4 separate regions of the Homo sapiens genome follow, and all the other regions are linked to region 3. A link is a contact called in ENCODE Hi-C or POLR2A ChIA-PET data. All regions are on one chromosome and are shown on one strand. The core of a region is the stretch at or near the end of the contact, and the rest is flanking DNA. Distances in the headings are between cores, read along the strand shown.

What was found. Hi-C counts contacts between places; a loop is a spot of excess contacts on that map. ChIA-PET counts read pairs that join two places held with the same protein, here RNA polymerase II (POLR2A). Pooled maps may share reads with other maps.
Region 1: a loop to region 3 is called in a map with no recorded cell type, with 4 times the contacts of the local background. The contact joins two enhancer-like sites. A Hi-C loop is called at or near these places in 1 of 168 maps with a recorded cell type or tissue (GM12878), 11 of 37 single-sample maps with no recorded cell type and 3 of 50 pooled maps.
Region 2: a loop to region 3 is called in a pooled map, with 2.5 times the contacts of the local background. The contact joins two enhancer-like sites. A Hi-C loop is called at or near these places in 4 of 37 single-sample maps with no recorded cell type and 3 of 50 pooled maps. POLR2A ChIA-PET finds 5 or more read pairs at or near these places in 1 of 52 experiments (WTC11).
Region 4: a loop to region 3 is called in a pooled map, with 3 times the contacts of the local background. The contact joins two enhancer-like sites. A Hi-C loop is called at or near these places in 1 of 37 single-sample maps with no recorded cell type and 2 of 50 pooled maps. POLR2A ChIA-PET finds 5 or more read pairs at or near these places in 1 of 52 experiments (IMR-90).

The regions. Positions count from the first base shown.
Region 1 is chr6:37,558,709-37,561,408 of GRCh38, forward strand. No RefSeq gene overlaps it. Among named protein-coding and RNA genes, the nearest start is that of MIR4462, 4.6 kb to the left of the region's middle. Within about 2 kb of position 1,428, at least 2 of the 41 ENCODE cell types and tissues checked have a DNase peak (open chromatin) inside an H3K27ac peak, as active enhancers do.
Region 2 is chr6:36,751,091-36,753,790 of GRCh38, forward strand. It overlaps CPNE5 (copine 5), which reads right to left. Exons shown (of 21, transcript NM_020939.2): 14 at 1,944-2,005. Among named protein-coding and RNA genes, the nearest start is that of RAB44, 55 kb to the left of the region's middle. Within about 2 kb of position 1,439, at least 14 of the 41 ENCODE cell types and tissues checked have a DNase peak (open chromatin) inside an H3K27ac peak, as active enhancers do.
Region 3 is chr6:37,143,265-37,145,964 of GRCh38, forward strand. No RefSeq gene overlaps it. Among named protein-coding and RNA genes, the nearest start is that of PIM1, 26 kb to the right of the region's middle. Within about 2 kb of position 1,292, at least 13 of the 41 ENCODE cell types and tissues checked have a DNase peak (open chromatin) inside an H3K27ac peak, as active enhancers do.
Region 4 is chr6:36,649,648-36,652,347 of GRCh38, forward strand. No RefSeq gene overlaps it. Among named protein-coding and RNA genes, the nearest start is that of PANDAR, 24 kb to the right of the region's middle. Within about 2 kb of position 1,369, at least 4 of the 41 ENCODE cell types and tissues checked have a DNase peak (open chromatin) inside an H3K27ac peak, as active enhancers do.

The DNA.
Region 1 (2,700 bases), core at 178-2,677, 420 kb after region 3:
GTTGGTTTCCTCTGCCCCGAGGTCTTCTTACTTCTATCCCAACAACTGAGCTAGCCTCCCGCCCCCAGCTCGGGCCGGCACACCGTAGGTGCCCAGCATGAGTGCGTGGACACCACTCGTGTCTCTCACCATTGTCCCTAAAATCAAGCCCACAGTCCATGGAGGCTTGCCCTGCCAGCTCCTGAACAGCCGGCTGACCCACTCCGACGCCGCGGGCTCACCTTGGAGTAGTGCCCAAGCTGGGTGTCGCTTTATGAATTGGGCTGTTTTTGCCACCTGGGCTGGTGTCCCCACTCCCCACCCCATGCCACCCCCACTTTTCCTCTTACCTGGCTCTTTCTCATCTGGAAGGTCTTGGCCACAGTATCACCTACTTGGAGAGACTTTCCTGAGTGTAAAGAAGCCCCCACCGCCAAGATTCTCCCACGATGACGCCCTTTTACTTTGTAGCACCGAACCTGGTTTGTTGTTATATAATTGTGGTTTGTTTGTGGTCTGTCTCCTCCATTAGGCTAAAACCTACAGGGCACATGGCTTTTGTCTTCCACTGTGTCTTGGGGCCTGGCACAGGGTAGGGTACCAGGACCATGTGTTGAAGGAATGAATGAGGCTCAAACCTCTGCTCAGACTCAGGGCTCCTTAAAGATAGGAATCTACCTCCGTTTTCAGCCTGGGCCCCCTTCATCCCCTGCACAGGGCAGGGACTGCTTCCGCCCCTCTCCCCTTTCTCCTAGGGTCCCTTTGCTGCAGGCAGAGCTGGAGCTGGAGCAGAAGTGTGGCTGAGGCCACTGAGGAAGCATTCACAGCTCAGACCTGCAGCCTCCTCCGACCACAGAGCTAATGCTGTGGAGCTGACCACTTGGCACCAGAGATCTCCAGGGAAACCCTGCCAGCGCCCTGAGCTTATGGCCTGGCCTTAAACCTGCACCACTGGCTTCAAAAGTGCCACATCCTCTCCCTATCTTTAAAGATAGCACAGCACCTGCCTTCATGAATCCATTTCAGTGAAAGCGGGGCTTAAAAACCAGAGCTGTACAGCAACATACACACACACCCTAAACACATCCCCACTTCTACCTTCCATCTTTTCTCTTTCTGCATTCATTCCTCTGGCCCAGTCTCTGTGTCTCTGTTCCACTTATTTCTGTCTCTGTCAATCTGTGTCTCTTTCCATCTGCCTCTGTCCCTCGCTGCGTCTCTGCTTCTCTCTGCCACATTTTGTGTTTCTTTTCTGTCTCTGTCCGCTTGTGAGTGTTATTCTACATCTCATGCCCTCTCTGAGTTTTTGTTCATGTCTGCCTTCTCCTGTCACCCCCAAGGGCCCTGAGGTCCCCCCTCCCCTCATTCCTCCCTTCCCCCGTAGCAGCCACCTCTCTGGGTGCCACTAGCTCACGCTTAGCTCTTCAGGCAATCGTAGAAAGAAGAAAGGGAGGAGGATGCTAGCGGGGAGCTTGAAGCAAGTGGTGGGGCAGCAGTGAGAAGTAGAAGTAGCACTGAATAAATACGCAGCTGTCTCTTTTATCTCTTCTTGGCAGGAGGCAGAAGCTGGGGCAGGGGAGGCTCAGACGAATGGGCAGGGAGGGAGATGGATGATGGGGCCCAGAGTGAGACGGGGAGACTCAGGGCAGCCGACAGGACTGAAATGAAGGGGGATGTAAGTTTCCACAACCTCTGGCTCCTGGCAGGAGACTTTCCACCCTGATTACTAGGGACAGGGAATTGTTTAGGAGTCCAGGACACAAAAGGATAAAATAAGGAGACCGTGGGAAGAGCAGTAAGTGTGTGTGTGTGTGTGTGTGTGTGTGTGTGTGTGTGTGCGTGCGCACGCGCGCGCCCTACTCACTAGTCGCTAGTGCTATTTGCTAAATATTTCTGGGTCTCCTCTTCCGAATTGCACTCCCTGGCCCCCTTGTGGTTGGATGGGGCCATATGACCAGTTCTGGCCAATGGGCAGAAGAGAAAGTGTCACTTCCCGGCAGAAGAATGTAATTGCCAATGCAACATCTTCCAGAGGTCTTTCTTTCCCTCTGGCACTATGACCAGCAAGCTTTGAGCTAGTGGCTTCTCCATCAGTCTGGGCCTTGGGGTGATATGATGTGCAGAAGCTGTGACTGGCATGTCGCGTGAGCAAGAAGCAAGCCCTTTGGTTTTAAGCAGTAGAGGTTTTGGAGTTATTTGTTAATGAAGCATAGCCTTGCCTATCCTGACTGATGCAGTATACATGCCTGTGATTGTGTAGGTGTCTGTATGGAGTGTAAAGTGTCCAGGGATGTGTGTTTAAGCATGTGTATGTGCCAATATTTATTTAATACATATAGAAGCACGTGTGTTTAGAGGTTGTGTGTGTGAATACAAGTCTTGGTATTTTTGGTCCACACCCAGCAAATGGTGAAGAAGGAAAGTTTCCCTCTGCTGCTGTCTTACCTCCTGTTTGAGGTAGACACACAAAGGGCCAGATCTTGGGTCCCGCTTGCCTCCTAACCACCCGCCCAGCTTTAATCTCCACGTCTTCTCTTCTTCCTGGCAGCTGCTACCCTCTTCCCTGAGTGTTCCTGGGGTGGCTACTGCTTTTGGCTGCCTGGCACAATTTCCCTCTCTCCTAGCCCCAGGCAGAGTGACTGGTTCTGGGTTAGGTGTGTGGCCAGGGCCAGACCACTCAGACACCTTCCCCAGGATTTTGCTGCTGGAGCAAGCAGGGAA
Region 2 (2,700 bases), core at 189-2,688, 390 kb before region 3:
CTTCCTGCCTGGGCATGCATGCCAGGCTCTCAGTCCCTGGAGCCAGCTCCCTCACTCAGGCTCTCCAGAGAGTTTAAAGAGAGGGCTGGCTCTGGGGCTATAACCTGCCCAGTATGGGTGGCACCAGCTTAGCTCAGCCTCTGAGGGCTCCTTTTCGATGAAACCTCACAGCATCCAGCCCTTTAACTCATCAGTCTCCATCTTCATCCCACCCCACCCGCTAACTGCAAGTCAGGCAGGCTAGACTGATTCATTACTATAGAATGAAAGGCAGCATGTTATGGGAGAAGGAACCCTGCCACCATCTAGGCGTGTGGCTTCAGGCAAGCTCTGTAAAATGGGGATAACTGTTCTGATCCTGCCCACTGTGTTCTGTAAGTTGGGGGTACTATGCAAATGAAAAAAATAAATAGGATGGACTGGGTGTGGTGGCTCATGCCTGTAATCCCAGCACTTTGGGAGGCCGAGGCAGGCGAATCACCTGAGGTCAGGAGTTCGAGACCAGCCTGGCCAAAATGGTGAAAGCCCGTCTCTACTAAAAATACAAAAATTAGCTGGGGGTGGTGGCGCATGCCTGTAGCCCCAGCTACTCTACTTGATAGGCTGAGGCAGGAGAATTGCTTGAACCCAGGAGGCGGAGGTTGCAGTAAGCCGAGATTGTGCCACTGCACTCCAGCCTGAGTGACAGAGCGAGACTCTGTCTCAAAAAATAAATAAAATAAAATAAAATAAAATAAACATAAATAAAAATAAACAGGATGAGGGGTGTTTGAGAGTTACCAGGTGCTATGGACTGTAAGGGGTGGCTGATTAATGGGATTGAGAGGGAAGCAATTTTGATGGGGGAAGAGTGCAAAGGCGGGGTCTGGAGTCAGCCCAGAGGAGGGGCAGGTAAGAGCAGAGGAGCTCCTGAGTGACTGGAGGCAGGGTGTGTGCTCAGTGGGTAGGAGGAGAGCTTGCAGCCTTGAGACTGCAAGCTCAAGGCAGCAGGGAGTGTTGTCATGGGAAAGTGAGTGTGGCTTCCCAGGACCTGACTTCTCCCTCTGCCCTGGAGAACCAGGCAGCCAAGGGTCCACTTGGCTGGGATGAGCCTTTGGCAGTTGCTCCTGCCTGTCTCCTTTCCAGACAGGTGCAGTCACTCACCTGCGGGCTCTTGGCTGCCCACGCCCTGACCTGGCACCTGTCCTGGCAGGCAGCATGCTGGGCAGGCTCTACCCTTAGAGCCAGGCTCTTTCCGTGAGCTGCTGGCTGGGGCCTCCTGGCTCCCCCATCTGTCTGGGCCTAGACACTGTGCCTGGTGGTTCTTTCTGCTCCTTAAACTCATGTTTGACCACCTGCTGGCCCCAGGACCAATCCCTGGCTTATCCCCAATCCCGCTGCCCTTACAGGGCCCTAATAACAGTGAGCAGGTTAATCACTGTCCCCCTCCCCCAACCAGACAGATCAGAGGTGTCAGAAGCTCAGAGCTGTAAGGAACCTTAACACTTACCTATTCCGTTCTCTTTGTGTACAGAGGAGGAAACTGATACCCTGAGAGGAAAAATGACTCACCCAAAGGAACCCAGCAAATTAATGGCAAAGAGAGGCCTAGAGCCTGGGCCTCCTGACTCCTATTGCAGGGTTCTTTCTACATCCCCAAGCCCTTGGCTTTCTGTCACGGAGTCCCTACCAGCTCCAGGTCCTGTCTCTGCATGGAGACCTGACATGACCCAGGCCAGCCTCCTTGGCTCAGGAGTTCCCTCCAAGCTGCTTGGGATCTGGGGATGTGCAGGGCTCTGGATGAGTTGTCTCAGCCCAAACACCAGGGTTTGCTCAGAGCCCAGCACCACAGCCTTCAACCAGGGCTTTGAAGAGGCCAGGGTGGGGCCAGAGCCGGTCCTGTCGGTGTGTGGGGCCCTTTCCCTCTCCCCAAGGCCCATGAAATTGGCTGTATCTCTTCTCACCCTCCTTTGATGTAGTCAAGGAAGGTGCACTCTGACTCCACAGCAAAGGAAAGCAGGGTGACCTTCAAAACAAAAGGGAGCTTGGTCAGTGGGGAGCCTGGGGTCAGGGGAGATGGGTTATGATTCGAGAGCTGACATTGACAGAACACTCGGCATGTGCCAGTTTTGCATGCATGACTGCATGCACTGCCCACACCACCCCATGAAGTACTATTATTATCCCCACTTTATAGCCAAGGAAACTGAAACCCAAAGAGGTGGTGCAATGTGCCCAAGGACACTGCCAGGGCAGAGAAGGGATCTGAAACCAGGGTGTGTCTGACTTCAGAGCCTGCACTCTTGACCTTGACGGAAGGGTCCCATCTGTGTCAGTGGAACCGGGGTCCAAGCCAAGGGTGTTAGTTTCCTCTAAGTGGGCACTGGCTCTTCAGCCCCAGGGACCTAGGGTGGGGTGTGGAGGACAAGGGGGCCCTCCTGGCACAGGCCTAACAACCTGCCAATGCCGACCAGCTTCAGGCTTCCATGTGCCTAGAGCTATTAGTCCTGAAATGTGCCTCTTTGGACTGTGCTTATCTTAAATCTTACTGGTCCCATCTCATCCCTCTCAGACCCAAGATCCTGCCTCATAAGTAGCCCATCCTTTTCCCCAGAGGTAACTGACTACCCCAGGCCCCCTCCCCCAAGCAGAGGCCTTTTAACCTATGCCCTGGCAAAGTTAGCTTTGGCTTTGCCAAGACAGGCAGCTACCTGGCAGCTC
Region 3 (2,700 bases), core at 42-2,541:
GCGGAGGATGCGGTGAGCTGAGATCGCACCATTGCACTCCAGCCTGGGCAACAAGAGTAAATCTCCGTCTCACCAAAAAAAAAAAAAAAGGAAAAAAAAAGAAAAAAGGAAAGAAAAGAAAATACAAAAATCCTACATGGGAGACTACATGGAATTTCTATTCCTTAAGGATCGCCAAAATAAGACCCACTCATCACTATGTTCTATCATCCAGGCACATAGTTTAATTTTATTTTAAAAAGGAATAAAGTAAGTTGTTGATCAGATTATCTTGAAGGAATTAGAAGAGCATTTAATATATGTACAACACGTGGCTTCTTGGGTTTATCACAACTTTTTCCTCTCTGCATTTGCAATGAATGGACCATCCACAGAATCTGCTGTCTTTTGCTGTGATTTCTTCTGTTACCCCAGTTTACTTTTAAGACTGGTGTAAAATAATAATGACGTATATTTGCCATAAAGAGCTTGTACAATAACTACAGATACAAACCTTTTGTAACACCTGTCACTACCGATATTGAAACTATACTTCAGAAATTGTATGAGTGAAGAGTGATGCATTCATATAATAGACTGTTTCCCCCCAAAACAGTGCCACTTGATTTAGGAGAAACTCTAGTTAATCTCTTTTATAAAATTCCCTGAAATTACTCTTGTAACCTGCAGCATGAATTTAGGATAAATAAATTGCACAAGATTGAAAATACCCTTTCAGATATTTTGTACACTCTGGAAATAAATTGTGGGGTTTTGTTTTTACTCATCTTTTAAAAAGAAAAAAGATAGAGGGCCGAGTGCGGTGGCTCGCGCCTGTAATCCCAGCACTTTGGGAGGCCAAGGGGGGCAGATCATGAGGTCAAGAGTTTGAGACCATCCTGGCTAACAAGGCGAAACTCTGTCTTTACTAAAAATACAAAAAATTAGCTGGGCGTGGTGGCGGGCGCCTGTAGTCCCAGCTACTCAGGAGGCTGAGGCAGGAGAATCGCTTGAACCTGGGAGGCAGAGGTTGCAGTGAGCCAAGATGGTGCCACTGCACTCCAGCCTGGGCTACAGAGCATGACTCCGTCTCAAAAAAAAAAAAGAGAGAGAGGAGAGGAAAGGAAAATGAGCCTTAGCAGCTGTGTATTTTTTAAACAATAAGAAAATAGCATTCCCCAGAATTTCCAGTAAAACCCATAAGATTTAGGCAGTTCATCCCTGAAGTATGTGTGGGATGCTGGGAGCTCCCTGGCTTTTCCAGGCAACCCCACCCCCAAAAAACTCCCCACAAAAAAACAAAAGCAGATGGGCTGCATCTGAACGAATCAAACTCCCCAGGGGCCAGAGCTCTCTGCTCTAAATGCTAATAGAGTGAGTAATCAGAAACCTACATTTGGTAAATTATTTATCTTATCTCTGGAACTCAGCAAAGCATCGAAGACAGCAACTTCTGTAGAAAGATGTTGTTGGTCAAGAGCTCCAGCTGGAATTCGTACTTTTACTAGAAAAGGGAAAAGTTCAGAGACCAGTGTGTCTCATGAAGCAATAATTTTTTTTTTTTTAAATGACCAAAAGCAAAGCCAAGGAAAACTGACTTCACAGTTCCATGGAACAGGTCTGGTTCATGTTTTGTCTAATGAGCCTTACGTTCCATCCGTATTAGGGTAATGGCAAAACAAACCAATAGACAATATAGATCCCCAAAGAGATGGGAATAGGTTCTGTAGTCCCCATCTCCACTCTACTTTTCCTTGCAGAGGGCCATAAGAGATACGACTAACCTGGGGCCGGGCTCTGTGGCGCATGTCTGTAATCCCAGCACTTTGGGAGGCCGAGGCGGGTGGATCACGAGCTCAAGAGTTTGAGACCAGCCTGACCAACATGGTGAAACCCCATCTTTACTAAAAATACAAAAATTAGCTGGGCGTGGTGGCGCCTGTCTGTAATCTCAGCTACTCGGGAGGCTGAGGCAGAAGAATCACTTGAATCCGGGAGACAGAGGTTGCAGTGAGCTGAGATCGCACCACTGCACTCCAGCCTGGGCAACAGAGCAAGACTGCGTCTCAAAAAAAAAAAAAGAAAAGAAAAGAAAAAGAGTAACCTGGAACAGTGGTTCTTTTTTTTTTTTTTTTTTTTTGAAACGTAGTCTCACTCTTTCACCCAGGCTGGAATACAGTGGAGAAATCTCGGCTCACTGCAACCTCTGCCACCTGGGTTCAAGCGATTCTCTTGCCTCAGCCTCCAGAGCGGCTAGGATTACAGGTGCGAGCCATCACACCTGGCTAATTTTTGTATTTTTAATAGAGACGGGGTTTCGCCATGTTGTTCAGGCTAGTCTTGAACCCACCTCAGCCTCCCAAAGTGCTGGGATAACAGGCATGAGTCACCGCATCCGGCCTGGGAACAGCGATTCTTGAACTTGAGCATCCAGCATCAGAGGGCTTGTGAACATTCAGGATGCTGGGCTCCAACTCCTGCGTTTCTGATTCTATTGGCTTGCTGGCGTAGGGCCTGTGAATTTTCATTTCCACCTTTGCTGGTGCAAGGGCTACATTTTGAGAAGCACTGGTCTAGAGAATGGGGTGTTTTCACAATCTGGTTTGGTGTCTGTAGAATCTAGGCACCCACCCTCAGAGAATATAAGGAGATTTGTAGGTTTAAGGTCTTTGACTGGGATATTGACAGAGGAATTAGCCCTACTAATGAATCTTATCACTT
Region 4 (2,700 bases), core at 119-2,618, 490 kb before region 3:
TCCCACCCTGAAAGTGTGCAGAGCTCCAGAGACACGCACTGTTCAGGCTTAGCCCAGGAGAAGTGTGGTCAGAGGGGAAACCCAGAGTGGCGAGGCCAGGGAAGCACACTGACCTGGGAATTTCAAATTCCATCTGCGTGGGCTCACCCTTTAATTTGGTGGCTGTGTGATCCCTTGGGGGAGATTTAATCCCCAGCTTCCTGCGCCCACACTGTTTCCCAGCCAGATTGGAAGACCGTGCTTCCTGGTTCCTGCCTGAGGGCAAAGGGGCAGCTTCCTGAACCAAAAGGGGCACACACCTGGCTTAGCTCCTGAGTGACCCCAGAGCTGGAGGCACTCTTGGATGAAGACTTTTTGGTGACAATGATGATGCAACATTTTTATGTTGATGAAGTGACATAACAAGAGCAATTTACCCACAGGACGCTCAGATGCACAAAGAAGATATTCTCTCTTTCTTCCTGTTACTGATTCAATCTCTCCCACGAGTCCCACTTCGGGGTGTTGGAGCTGGGAAGGGAAGGGGACAATTTGCCAAGTAGGTGCCTTGGTCTACTCCCATTTGAAGTGTATCTAACGGGTAAACACTCAGTCACCACATGAATAGGGACATTTCTCCCTTCCCTACCCGCTTGTCTCCATGCCACCTTGGAGAGGGGTCACACATGGAACCTACCGCTTCCCTGCCCCTTTCCCTTCTTCCCCTACAACACACTGGGACCTGAGGAGCCGACCCTTTGTCTCTGCCTAAGACACTTTGTCTCTTCCTAGGCTTCTCTGACCAGAAGCAGCAACTGGGGCACTGGTTTAAAATATTCATTCCCTGCTGGGCGCGGTGGCTCATGCCTGTAATCCCAGCACTTTGGGAGGCCAAGGCGGGCTGATCATTTGAGGTCAGGAGTTCGAGATCAGCCTGACCAACATGGTGAAACCCCGTCTCTACTAAAAATACAAAAAAATTAGCAGGGCATGGTGGCACGCGCCTGTAGCCCCAGCAAGCTATTCAGGAGGCTGAGGCAGGACAATCACTTGAACCCGGGAGGTGGAGGTTGCAGTGAGCTGAGAGACAGAGCGAGACTCCGTCTCAGAAAAAAACAAAACAAAACAAAAAACCATAAAATAAAATATTCATTCCCTGTGCCTACCCTGGAGAGTCTGATTAAGTAGATTTGAGGAGAGACCCAGGAATCCATGTATTTTAGTTCTCTCCCAGAAAGTTAGAGACACACTGCTCTATGCCAGATACTGAGTTCTCTCCAGCAAGGCTTACAGTAACCTCAGTGGCCAAGTCCTTCAGGCCGACTTGTTAAGGGAACAGAAACTTCAAACACTGTAGGACAATTCCCTTTGCCTCAAAGCCTGGCTTTGAAGGTTATTGTTTACAAGGAGCTCCCACCCCACCCAGCTGCCAGATAAAGGAAACTTGTTAGTTGAGGGAAAGCAATGACTTTGTCTTTCAAACTGGTATCTGTTCCTCTTTTAATACAGGGAACCTGTTGATTCTGGGCTGGGGAGCCCCGGGGGCCAAGGTGATTAAAGGAGTTATGCTTTCACAAATGTATTTTAAAATATCCCTTCACTAACAATAATATCTAACATTCATTGAGAACTTACTATGTGCAAAGTATTGTGTTACATGCACTCATGGATTCTCTCCTTTAATCCTCACAACCTTATACTGCTATTACCCCCAGTTTACAGATAAGGAAAGTGTGAAGCATATAGAGGTTAAACAACTTGCCTGGGATCACTGTCCTTCCAGGAAAAGCCAGGATTTAAGCTGAGTCTGTGTAACTCTAAAAGTTCCCTAAGATCTCCTTACCTACTTGATCCTACTTGATCCTTCCGACTTAGCCTCCCAAAGTACTGGGATTACAGGTGTGAGACCATGCCCGGCCTTAGCCTTTAATTTTCAATTCCTAAAAATCTGCAAGGGCTGGGCACAGTAGCTCATGCCTGTAACCCTAGCACTTTGGGAGGCCAAGGCGGGCAGATCACTTGAGGTCTGGAGTTCGCAGGATCTTAGAATCACTAAGATCCCCTTACCTACTTTAGTTTGAGGCCTCTTGGAAATAATCTGGACCAGCTTTCATATTTTATTGCTGTGGAGATACAGGCTTGTACCCAGTAGGAAAATGACTTGCCCAGGGACACACAGCTAGTCAGCAGCAAGGCTGGAAATGGAACCCAGGGCTGGACTCCTGATCTAGTGCTCCTCCCTTCAGCCTTGGTGCCTCCATTCTGGCATTTGACGTGCCATCCTGGATATTCAGGAATTGCCACTGTTCTGAGCTGCTGAACTCCCTGAGGAATGTGGAGGTCTTCAGGGGACTGAGGTCTGCCCCACAGGTTTCACAATTTCACTGAGTTCTTAAAACGAGTGGGGCCCATCCAGGGCATTGCTTCAATGTCATTGCACCATAAACTCTACTCCTTGATTTCTAATGTGCACATTTCTTGGTTATGACTCTGTAAACTCTTTATAGTCTAATTCTCTTTGTTCTGCAGATTTTTTTTTTTTTTTCACAGAGTATCACTGTCTCGCCCAGGCTGGAGTGCAGCAGCGTCATCTCGGCTCATTGCAATCTCTGTTTCCCGCGTTCAGGCAATTCTCATACCTCAGCCTCCCAAGTAGCTGGACTACAGGTGCCCGCCACCACGCCCAGATAATTTTTATATTTTTAGTAGAGTCGGGGTTTA